Regions from separate parts of the Homo sapiens genome. Here region 2 is linked to region 1. The links are chromatin loops, found by intact Hi-C in ENCODE. Cell type or tissue: chondrocyte. All regions are shown on one strand.

Region 1 (5,000 bases):
TTTTTATTTTTAGAGAGTCTCTTTCTCTTTTACATAAAAAAGTTCCCTTTTAGTTCTGACATTCTAATCCCCAAAAGTCCAAACCCTTTTTTTGCTTTGTATTAAGGAGTTAAAATTTTGACAACTAGATTAAGTGCTTGTTTTGGTTTGCATACCCAGAGGCTGGAGGATAATAGGAACATCTTCATAAACCAGATAAATAATAAAGATCTCCCATAAAGGCTCTCACTAACTGTTCTACATTTTACTTGTAAAAACTATTTTGGATTTATCTCCATGACAGCTTAGTAAAAAACAGGATCTGCAACTACTATTTGGGTTTCCTCAAAAGTCCTCATTCTCCAAGACACTATTACATGAAAACATAACACTGGAAATAATCAATCCAACTATCCCCATGTTAGAGGCCCCAAACAGAAAATCATGGCTATTCCTAAAGAAACATTTTTAAATACCCGCCTTGCAATTGCTTTAGGTGCACACACTCTCATATATTAACACAAGGCACCAGAGTTTAAATTCAAACGTAAATCTGCCCGTTACTACATGGCTTTTTGGGAGAGGCCTTTCATGAGTAAACCCCTCAACCAGCTCTATACCATCCCAGGGCCTTCCCTCTTTCCTTTTCTGGGATCATCTATTTATCTTCAGCCTCCATGGTGAGGGCAAATCTGTATCTGAGCTCCAGGCCCAGCATGGGACTCGCAGTAAACACGGTTATGTTTGTCCTTCAGCGGCCCTCCTTTGTATAAACAGATGTGGTGGGAAGGGAAGGAAAGCCAGATCCCGGTGAGGGCCGGGAGGTCTCCTTTCTGAAGAAGCTTCCCAGCTGCAGCCAGGAGCACGGGAACAGGACACATTTCTTGTTCAGGCCTCAGAACTTGCAGTTCTTCCAGACAGGGGCTGTTCCTGCTCCCTCCTCCACCCTCCACCCCCAGCCTTTGTTCCTGGGAATGCTGTCTCAATGTCTCGATCTCACTTTCGCCAAAGCAAACATTTCCAACAAGGCGTATGCTAAGGGGATATTAGAAAGACAGATTTTCTTTTTCTTTTTTTTCTTTTTCCAAATACACTGTGCATTGGGATTTGGGCAGCCAGCCCTTCACACCTGTACTTTTTCCTATATTCATATTCTCTATGTTTTTACCTAATCTTCTTGCTACTTGCTACCTTCAGCTAATGAGAGGGGTTTTTGAGGGCTGAGAGTTATCAGCTTGTAAAATAACAATTTCATTTTCTCAGACTATGTTGATGCCAACTCTGTCTTAATTTAGCGTTTTACATTTTGCACATTAGTTATGGATGCTAATGAAGAAAGGATTGATTCAGAGCTGGGGGAAGAAGGGAGCCAGGCTGAGCATTCTCAAATCCGATCTCAAATAGGAAAGAAGTCTCATTGGCCTTTTGGTCTTCTACCTGTGTCCTGAATTGAGTTTGTTAATCCTCATTCGGAGGTGGGTGAGGTGAGAGGATGACTCTTCGGCTTGACGCTGGAGGGATCCCGTCACTTGCACCCAGGGTTTACATTTCTGGCAGCCCCAGTCAGCGGTTCTTGCCCAGAAAAAGGAACAAAGGGGAGAGTGCTGGAAGGGACTCCCTTTTGGCGGGGAGTGCGAGGTTTGGTTCGCGTGGTGAGGCACAACTGCAGGGCTCTGAGCTGCTCTCTAGGAATTCTGGGGAATCCCTGGTGAGAATCCGGAGCTGTGGCCAAGAGGTCAGGAGAGTCAGGGGGCCTTGGAGGGGCTTCCGGTTCTAGGCCAACTGTGGAGAAGCAGAGGTAGGGCCCTGATGGAGACATGCGCTTCTCAGCATGTCTAAAAAAGTAAGCCAGGGGGAAGAGCTGTCTTTACAATGAGGGAGATTATTATTACTCTTTAGGAGCCACGATGATACTCTTATCACCCTTCTAGCTGATCACCTGCCTTTCCAGACCGGAGACGGGCGGCAAGTTTGAAGTCGACACCCAGAGGCCAGTTTGTCCCCCTTCCCGGTGAGAAATAAAAAGAAAGGAGGTTGGTTTCCAGGGCTGGCCAGCTAGAGGGTGGGTGGGACCACCACTGGAGGCCAAACCGCAACGGAGAGCAGGTCCGGGTGGAAGAGGTTTCCTCCGCGCCGCCGCTTTATTTCGCTGAACTTGCGGGCTCCAGAGACCTTAAACGGTTTGTTTGGGGCGCTGCTGCGGGCGGCACAGCTCACTCTCCCCGCGCCTGGGCGGCCGGGGAATTCCCCCGCACCCACCCGGGTCCGCCGCCCGCGGGAGCGCCCAGCAGGGTCAAGTGGATTCTGGGCCGCGGGAGAAGTGCGTGCAGCCCGGGCAAGGCCGGGCGGGGCCGGGCGCGGGCGGGCGGCCGAGGGATGCGACAGGGCCGGGCACGGCTCCGCATCCCCCCGCACTCGGCGCCGCCGCCTCGCCGCTCTCTCCCGCTTGCAGGGCCGCCCCGGGCACCCCAGGGCTGCTGAGGGGCGGGCGGGCCGTAAAAGCCACGAGAGAGGGGCGGCAGGGCGGCGCGGCCTGCGAGCGCCGCGGGACCCCGAGGAGCGGCGCGGGGAGTACAGGGGCGCGCGGGGCGGGCGCGGCGCGGGGCTCACGGTGCGCGCGCGCCTCGGCCTCGCCCGCGCACACGCGCCTCCCGGAGGAGAAAGAGGCGGGCGGGCGGGCGCAGAGCACCGCGGCGGCGGCGGCGGCGGCGGCGGCTGCAGCAGCGGGCCGGGCCGCCGCGAGGGAGGGGAGGAGGGGCGGGCGCAGGGCCGGGGGCGGGGGGCGGCGGCGGCGCGGCGAGCTCGCTGCTCTCTCTTGAGTGTGCCTGCGCGCAAGCCGGGGAGCGGGTGAGTGCGCCGGCCGCTGCAGCCAGCCCGGCCGGCCCGGAGTCGGGGGCGGGGGGCGTCGGGAGCCCCGACCTGGGGGTGGGCGGTGGGCGGGCGGCGGCCGCTCTGGCGCGGCTGGGATGCACCTTGAGCGGCGCCTTTCGTTGCAGCGCGCGGGCGGCCCGAGCCTCGGCGGCGGCGGTAGCGGCGGCGGCGACGCTGACACCTCCCACCATGGACAGCTTCGACTTAGCCCTGCTCCAGGAATGGGACCTCGAGTCACTGTGGTAAGTCCCCGTGCCGGCCGCTTCGGGCGGGCGGGAGCGGCGAGGGGCGGCCGCGGCGGCCCGCGCGTCCTCACCTGGGCCGGGGGCTCCGGGCGGCCGGCCGCCGTGGGGGTGGGGTGGGTCGGGGGCGCCTGCCTCGCCAGCCCTTTTCTGCCTCCCCGGGTGGGATGCGTGGCCGCCTGCCCGTCTGTTTCCCCCTCTCCTGTTCCCCTCCCTCGCGGCGGCCCGCCCCAGCCCAGGGACTGGTGATCTAGGTAGCCAGGGGCAGAGCGCAGCCGTGGGGAGGAAAAGAAGCGATTTGAAGACTGTGTCACTAATGCCTGGGGATCCACCCGTCGGCCCCCTGCTCCTCTCACTTCCTTTCCCTCCGACTGCGCCCCCTCCCTCCTCCGGCTGGCACCACCGACCCCCTGGAGTTGGTGCTGCTGCGAAGTGCCCTTAGAGGATGCTCCAGCCTCCCCGCCTGCGCCCGGTCTCGGCTGCATCCTTTCTGTCTCTCCCACCCACTTCCACCGAGATGGAAAAGTGAACATCCAGGGCAGGAAACGAGTGTTTCTCCGTGCCGGTATTCCAGAGGCCTTAGCCCAGGGAGACTCCTTTCCTCGGGGTTCACAGTTCCTCTGGGCCCTTTCTTCACACCTCGTCACAGTTGCACTCCTCCTCCCCACCCCACCCGGGCGCCCCGGGTATCCCTTTATGCCACGCTCACAGCTCGCAGCCCGGGGGGCACTCCAGGTTCCGTTTCTCGGGGGATCTCACACTGGGGAGCTGCTGTAGGTAAATCGCCGCTGGAAGCAGTTTAATTCCAGTTGCGGGTGTCTTAAAAATCCCATTGGCTGCTTTAGTATCTGTCTTATTCCCCCTTCTTTCTCTGCTCCCCCCAACCCCCCACTATCTCTTAAATGTTTCCAACCAGCACTATTCAGGTGGTAAAATTACTGCCTGCATATTCCTGGAGGAACTTGTGTTATGTTTAATATTTACGGGGATGAACATCTGCTGGAACAAGCATATTAACTGCACTCTGTTCTGCCTCTGGTAATCGCTTATTGTAGAGCTGAGCTTTTTTTTTTTTCCTTTTGCTTTAATTCAGTAAAGAGTTCACATGTGTCTAAAACTGCAAGTGGTGTGCACATGAATATGCAATGTACAATTTTAAAGCTAAACTGCTTTATGATTTATAACATATAGATGATATGTGGATCTGTGTGTATTTTCTGTGATTTAGGTTTCCAGTGACTTTTATTTTCCTAAAGACAGGTGTAACAAAATAAACTGGACACAAAGCTAGCACATTATCAAACGGTTTCTTATAAAAGATCCTATGATGAGTAAGTACAGCTTGCTCTGCATAATGTTGGTGCCTGTAAAACACACAAGGACGGGCCCTAATGTAATAAAACTTTTACGTATTGCACTGGAAACTTCAAAGAGCCAGGGCAGAAAGAATATGAAACATGTTATGACTGTGTAAAAGTTGCTAATTACTGTGTTGCTGCTCCTGGGGTTATTTCAGCCTTTCATTTACAGATACCTATTATTTTATAGGTTTACATTTAGAAATGTTGGTTTCTGGCGCAAATTCAATAGCTTTCCAGATAGCAACTGTACTTTTAAAATGCTGTTTGCTTTTAAAAGGCAGTTTTTCAGTCAAAGGGAAGAACTTACTGTTTCGGTATATTTTTATGCTGCTTGTCTGCTTGCTGACTCAAAGCGAACCCCCTTATGACTTTCATAAGTAATATTTTGAGATTATCAGCGTAATTTGTGGGGTCTTCCTGCACAGAACCTGAGCTCTGTTTCCTTTTGCATCCTTAGTTCCCAGCTGAATTACCCTGGAGCAGTGTCACAGAATAAATATCTGTTGAATTGACTTGAAATTTACATTAGCAGTACATTTATTACTTT
Region 2 (5,000 bases), 91 kb after region 1:
CACCACTACCACCACCACCATCACTACTACTGTCACTAACATGTTCACCACCAATACTATCACCATCGCTACCACCATCACCGCCACTACCGCCACCACCACCATCACTGCCAGTACCATCACCACTTTCATCACCAACACCATTACCACCACCATCACCACCACCACCATCACCATTACCACCACTACCACCACCACCATCACTACTGTCACTAACATGTTCACCACCAATACTATCACCATCGCTACCACCATCACCACCACTACCGCCACCACCACTATCACCACCAGTACCATCACCACTTTCATCACCAACACCATTACCACCACCATCACCATCTCCACCACCACATCACCACCACTGCCACCACTACCACCATGACCATCGCTGCCATCACCATTATCACAACCACCACCATCACCATCACTACCACCATCACCATCACTATCACTACCACTAACATGTTCACTACCACTGTCACCATCGCTGCCACCACCATCATCACCCCCACTACCACTGCCACCGCCACCACTACCACTGCCATCACCCCCACCACCATCACCGCCACTACCATTGCCATTATCACAACCACAATCATTATCAGCATCGCCACAACTACCACCACCACCAGCACCTCTACCACCACCACCATCACCACCACCATCACCATTGCTACCACCACCACCATCACTACCACTACCACCACCATCACCATCACTGTCATCACCACCATTATCACAATCATCACCATCACCACCACCACCACCACTACCACAACACCTTCACTGCCACTACTGTCACCATTGCTACCATAACCACCATCATCATCACCATCACCACCACCACCACCATCATAACCATCATCACCATCACTACCACCAACACTACTGCCAGTACTTCTGCTGCCACTATCACCACCACCACCACTATCACCACCATCGCACCTATAGCATCACAACCACAACAACTCAGAGCTTCAAAAGACTCCAGTTGGGAGATTCTTGCCTTTTTACCACGTTCTACCTTCAGCCTCACCTTCTCTGTCTGAGTTGCCTCTGTCCCATGCTCACTGTCTTTCTGCCTTTCAGTCCACCAGCTATGTCTATAGATTAAGAAGGGAATTTGCAAGTACACTTCAGCAACCTTGCTTTACTCTAATTTAAAAAACAATTTTTAATTTTTATCATTTGCTTTATAAATAACAAGAGATGTTAATTAGTTTGACTCATTAAATTTAAAACAATTGTTATAAATTTGGAGTGTTTGATTAAATTTCCTTAATTATACACAGTGCTTACGCTGCTGCTCTGGAGAGCAGGGGAGTTTCTGGGGAACGTTCTTCTCTCCTCCTTATGCCTTTTCTTCTTCCTCCTCACCCTCATGGCTCCAGGTCCATGCCCAGGGAGCATGTTAGCATGTTGTCAGGTCTCAAAGTATCTGAAAAGATTGTCTTCTCTGTGGCCAGGCTGCTTAGAGGCAGCCTGATATAAACTGTAAAAAGGGGGAGAGTGTTTCTCTGTGTCCTCTGCATCCACTCTTCATGCATTTGCTCCAAACCAAATCTGCTCTTAGGAAGGGATCAGACGAACCTGTTTAGAGTGAGGTAGCAATGATAGGTTAGCAGTGGGTAAACCACATAAATGAAACTTTAAATGAGGAATTCCACCTTGTTAAAGAAGTAAGGTGGGCCAGGCACAGTGGCTCACGCCTGTAATTCCAGCACTTTGGGGGGCCAAGGCAGGCGGATCATGAGGTCAGGAGATCGAGACCATCCTGGCTAACGTCCTGAAACCCTGTCTCTACTAAATATACAAAAAAAAAAAAAAAAAAAAAAATTAGCTGGCTGGGTGTGGTGGCACATGCCTGTAGTCCCAGCTACTCGGGAGGCTGAGGCAAAAGAATCACTTGAACCTGGGAGGCGGAGGTTGCAGTGAGCTGAGATCACCCTGCTGCACTCCAGCCTGGGCAACAGAGTGAGACTCCGTCTAAAAAAAAAAAAAAAAAAAGGAAGCAAGGTGGTATGGAGGTATGGAGAGAGTAACATAACCGCCTCTGAATATACTCCCAAAGGCCACTTACTAGTAATCCATGTATTTTGTACCTCTAAGCCCTTCTTCTTTTCCATCTCCTTAACCTGCCGTTTTCTCAAGCTCAAAGCTGGTCTCCTGCAGGAAACAATGCTGATTCCTTGTGCTACCCCTGCCAGTGCCCTGACCACAGGCTGCTCACATTGTTTGATTGTGAATTGGTGCCCTTCTTCCTTTTCCCCATTCTCCTTGCCCCAGACTGTTGTCTTCTCATCAGCAGGATGGCTCAATCACGACCCTGTCTCCCTAGTATCTGACACAGTGGTATTCAGAAAATGCTTTTGGACGAAAGTGAATTGTGTTTTTGTTATTTGAAAAGGACTGTATTTTAAAAACATGCAAAACATGATAACTTTTTCCAAAAGATAGGTGAGAGGTGGTTCATTCTCTTCTCCTTGAATTTGCTTATTTCTTAGACTCCCCACAACCCTGGAGACATATCAGTAGTTTGGATAGTTTTTTAAAAATAAGAATAAAACATTTTGATGATTCTAGTCAAGGGATACAATTGGCTTCATATACCCTTGCCTAAAAGTCTCCTCCATGGGAAATGCAGTTTGCTTGGAGCGAGTGCTCCAAGCAAACTGCATTTCATCAGATTTCATCAGGCTGCATGTGGATGAGTGCAGTGGGAAGGAGGTCATCCCCCCCTGGCTGGCTGGGTCTGCTGAATCAACCTGTGACTCAGCCAGAGGGCAGGCTGTCCTGGCTCCAGCACCTTTCTCACCAGTAGGGCAGCCTAGGGAGAGATTGGAGCAGGCTAATGAATGGGTAGCACTTGATAAAAATAGTGACATCAGTAGCCCTCGCTGGGCAACTTTAGAATCTTATCATTTTTTATTTTTTTATTCACTTCTCTATCTTCCATTCCACAATTCTAGGTTACATAGGTCTGCTTTGTGTGTGAGCTGTGGAAAGAGACTGATTTCTATCCTTTGTCAGTTGGGGGCTGTAAAAAATTATAACAGCTGAGACTTTATTCCAGAATTCTCCTTATGGTTCTCTCTGTCTGACTGGGAAATAGCTTGCCTTATTTCATTTATTCCTGTTTTGCCTCTGGGGCTCATGTTAACTACTTCTCACTACTGGGCTTGTCAGACATCAGGGTTTAAGAGGTGCCACCACTTCTTGGCTCCAGGATAGCTCCTGTTCTCTGGGCAGAGCTGAGTAAGGTACTTTGGACATTGCTGTTCCTTTTACACAGTGTGTCTTTATGACATTGTTTTGATGATCAAACTCTTATCCTAAGTTTCTTGATCTTTAAAAGAGTTAACCTAGTCATAATATTCACCATCAGTGTCTTTCTCCAAGGGGCATTGTGAGGATAATTAAGGGACATATAGGTGAAATGTTTTGAGCTCAATGGAAGAGAAAAGCCATCGGGCTCATAGATGTTACTTTTATTTAGTTTCATGCTGTTACCGTATGATCAAGAATAGATGAATTTTGGAAATGATGACAGTTTCATGTTTAGACGTCTATTTCTACTTAACCACCATAATTGGCCTTGGCTGGAGCTCTACAAGATACCGCAATTTATAGATTAAAAACAAATAAGTGAGAAATGATCAAAAATGTTTTCACTACATTTTTTATTTGCTATTTTTTTTAATTCTAAAAATAAATAGGCCCTTTAAAAGGAGTTGATTAAAAAGGTTTATTTTCTGGGAATGTTATGCATCTGCAACAAATGATAAATAATATTGAAGCAGTTGGCTACCTCCACTTTCATGCAAAATAAATAAATACATTTGGTGACATACATTTGAGGAATGTGATTTTTGTAATTTTTATGGAAATAGGAGCAACTTTGCAGATGATAGAAATTTTTACCATCTGCTAGTAACAAAGAAACATAACTCATAACGTGCAACACATTTTGAGTTTAATGTATATGTTGGCATGCCGGGAATTGGAATTCTCTTAGACCTAAGTCAGCCATCCCAGGGGAAGCTGACCTGACTTTCAGCTTGTCAGGCGAAAGCTTTCTTTGCTTTTAAAGCATGATCTTCACATTGCTCAAATGGCAGGGGGACGAAGAGGGCTAAGCTTTCATGGCAAGAGATGAAGAGAAAGGCACTCTGCAGGCTGGTGAGCACCGGCACAATTTTCACTTGTAATTAGTGGGATGGGGGCTCACTGTCGAGAAGCTACTGTCTTTATGAGTCAAAACATTTAGTATTGGTAGAAAGGTGAGAGTTCAGACACTTAGGGAGATACAGGGGGTGGGAAGCCCAGCCTTTCTCTTACAGTGACATCTGCTTTAAGCAAGTGACATTTTAGCTCCCTAGCCATGAAATGATATGTGGTGGGGGGCTTGTGCTTCTAGTTAAAGAGAAGGAATGGGTAGGTTAGTTTTAAGAAGCAGCTCAGTGGAGGCTACAGAGCTACCCACCAAGGAAGGAGGAGAGAAACCAAAGGGAAGGCATTGCCTTTCTTTTTGAGTTTCCTTTCCTCTCCTTTGAAGAAGTGGGGACGTTGCCATTTTGAGTCATTCTGGGTTCATCTTATGGTGTGGAAGCATGGCACGAGCATGATGGCAGGCCCCTGAAAAGACGACTAGTGGATTTCTATTAGAAGATTATGAGTAAGTGGTCCTGAGGGTGTTCACTCCTTCTTGGTAGTAGGAGCTGTAGGCTGGTTATGCGGGTAGAACTTCATTAGTGGATTTTATCTAGCAATCTGGATGCTTTATAAAGCATCTTGGAGTGCTTTGGGGTATCCTTCAGCTTAAAGGGGTTGGGGGATGAGGCAGGTTTAGTTAAAGAGGAGCATCTTTTCTCTCACCTCCAACATTTTCAGAGTAGGACATGACTCATAACTCCCAGACCCTGGAAATGTATTGGGTCTGATATCTGCCTAATTAATTTTGGTTTTTATCCTATTGCCTTTGTCTTAAACATTTAAGCCAC

What was found. A loop is a pair of places that touch in the nucleus more often than their neighbours do. Peaks named below come from ENCODE experiments on the same cell type or tissue, not always from the same donor. Only the 100,000 strongest peaks of a DNase experiment are listed, where the experiment ranks them.
Region 2: it touches region 1 in a loop (4-fold over the local background); 3 of 110 quality-filtered maps call a loop at or near these places.

What each region holds. Positions count from the first base shown.
Region 1 is chr2:100,102,494-100,107,493 of GRCh38, reverse strand. It overlaps AFF3 (ALF transcription elongation factor 3), which reads left to right. Exons shown (of 25, transcript NM_001386135.1): 3 at 1,911-1,990; 4 at 2,976-3,092. The coding sequence starts at 3,040. Among named protein-coding and RNA genes, the nearest start is that of AFF3, 38 kb to the left of the region's middle. In chondrocyte, no CTCF peak of the experiment used is centred here; a DNase peak (open chromatin) is centred at 2,094.
Region 2 is chr2:100,011,791-100,016,790 of GRCh38, reverse strand. The region is part of intron 4 of AFF3 (ALF transcription elongation factor 3); the gene reads left to right. Among named protein-coding and RNA genes, the nearest start is that of AFF3, 130 kb to the left of the region's middle. In chondrocyte, a CTCF peak has its summit at 2,843; a DNase peak (open chromatin) is centred at 2,755.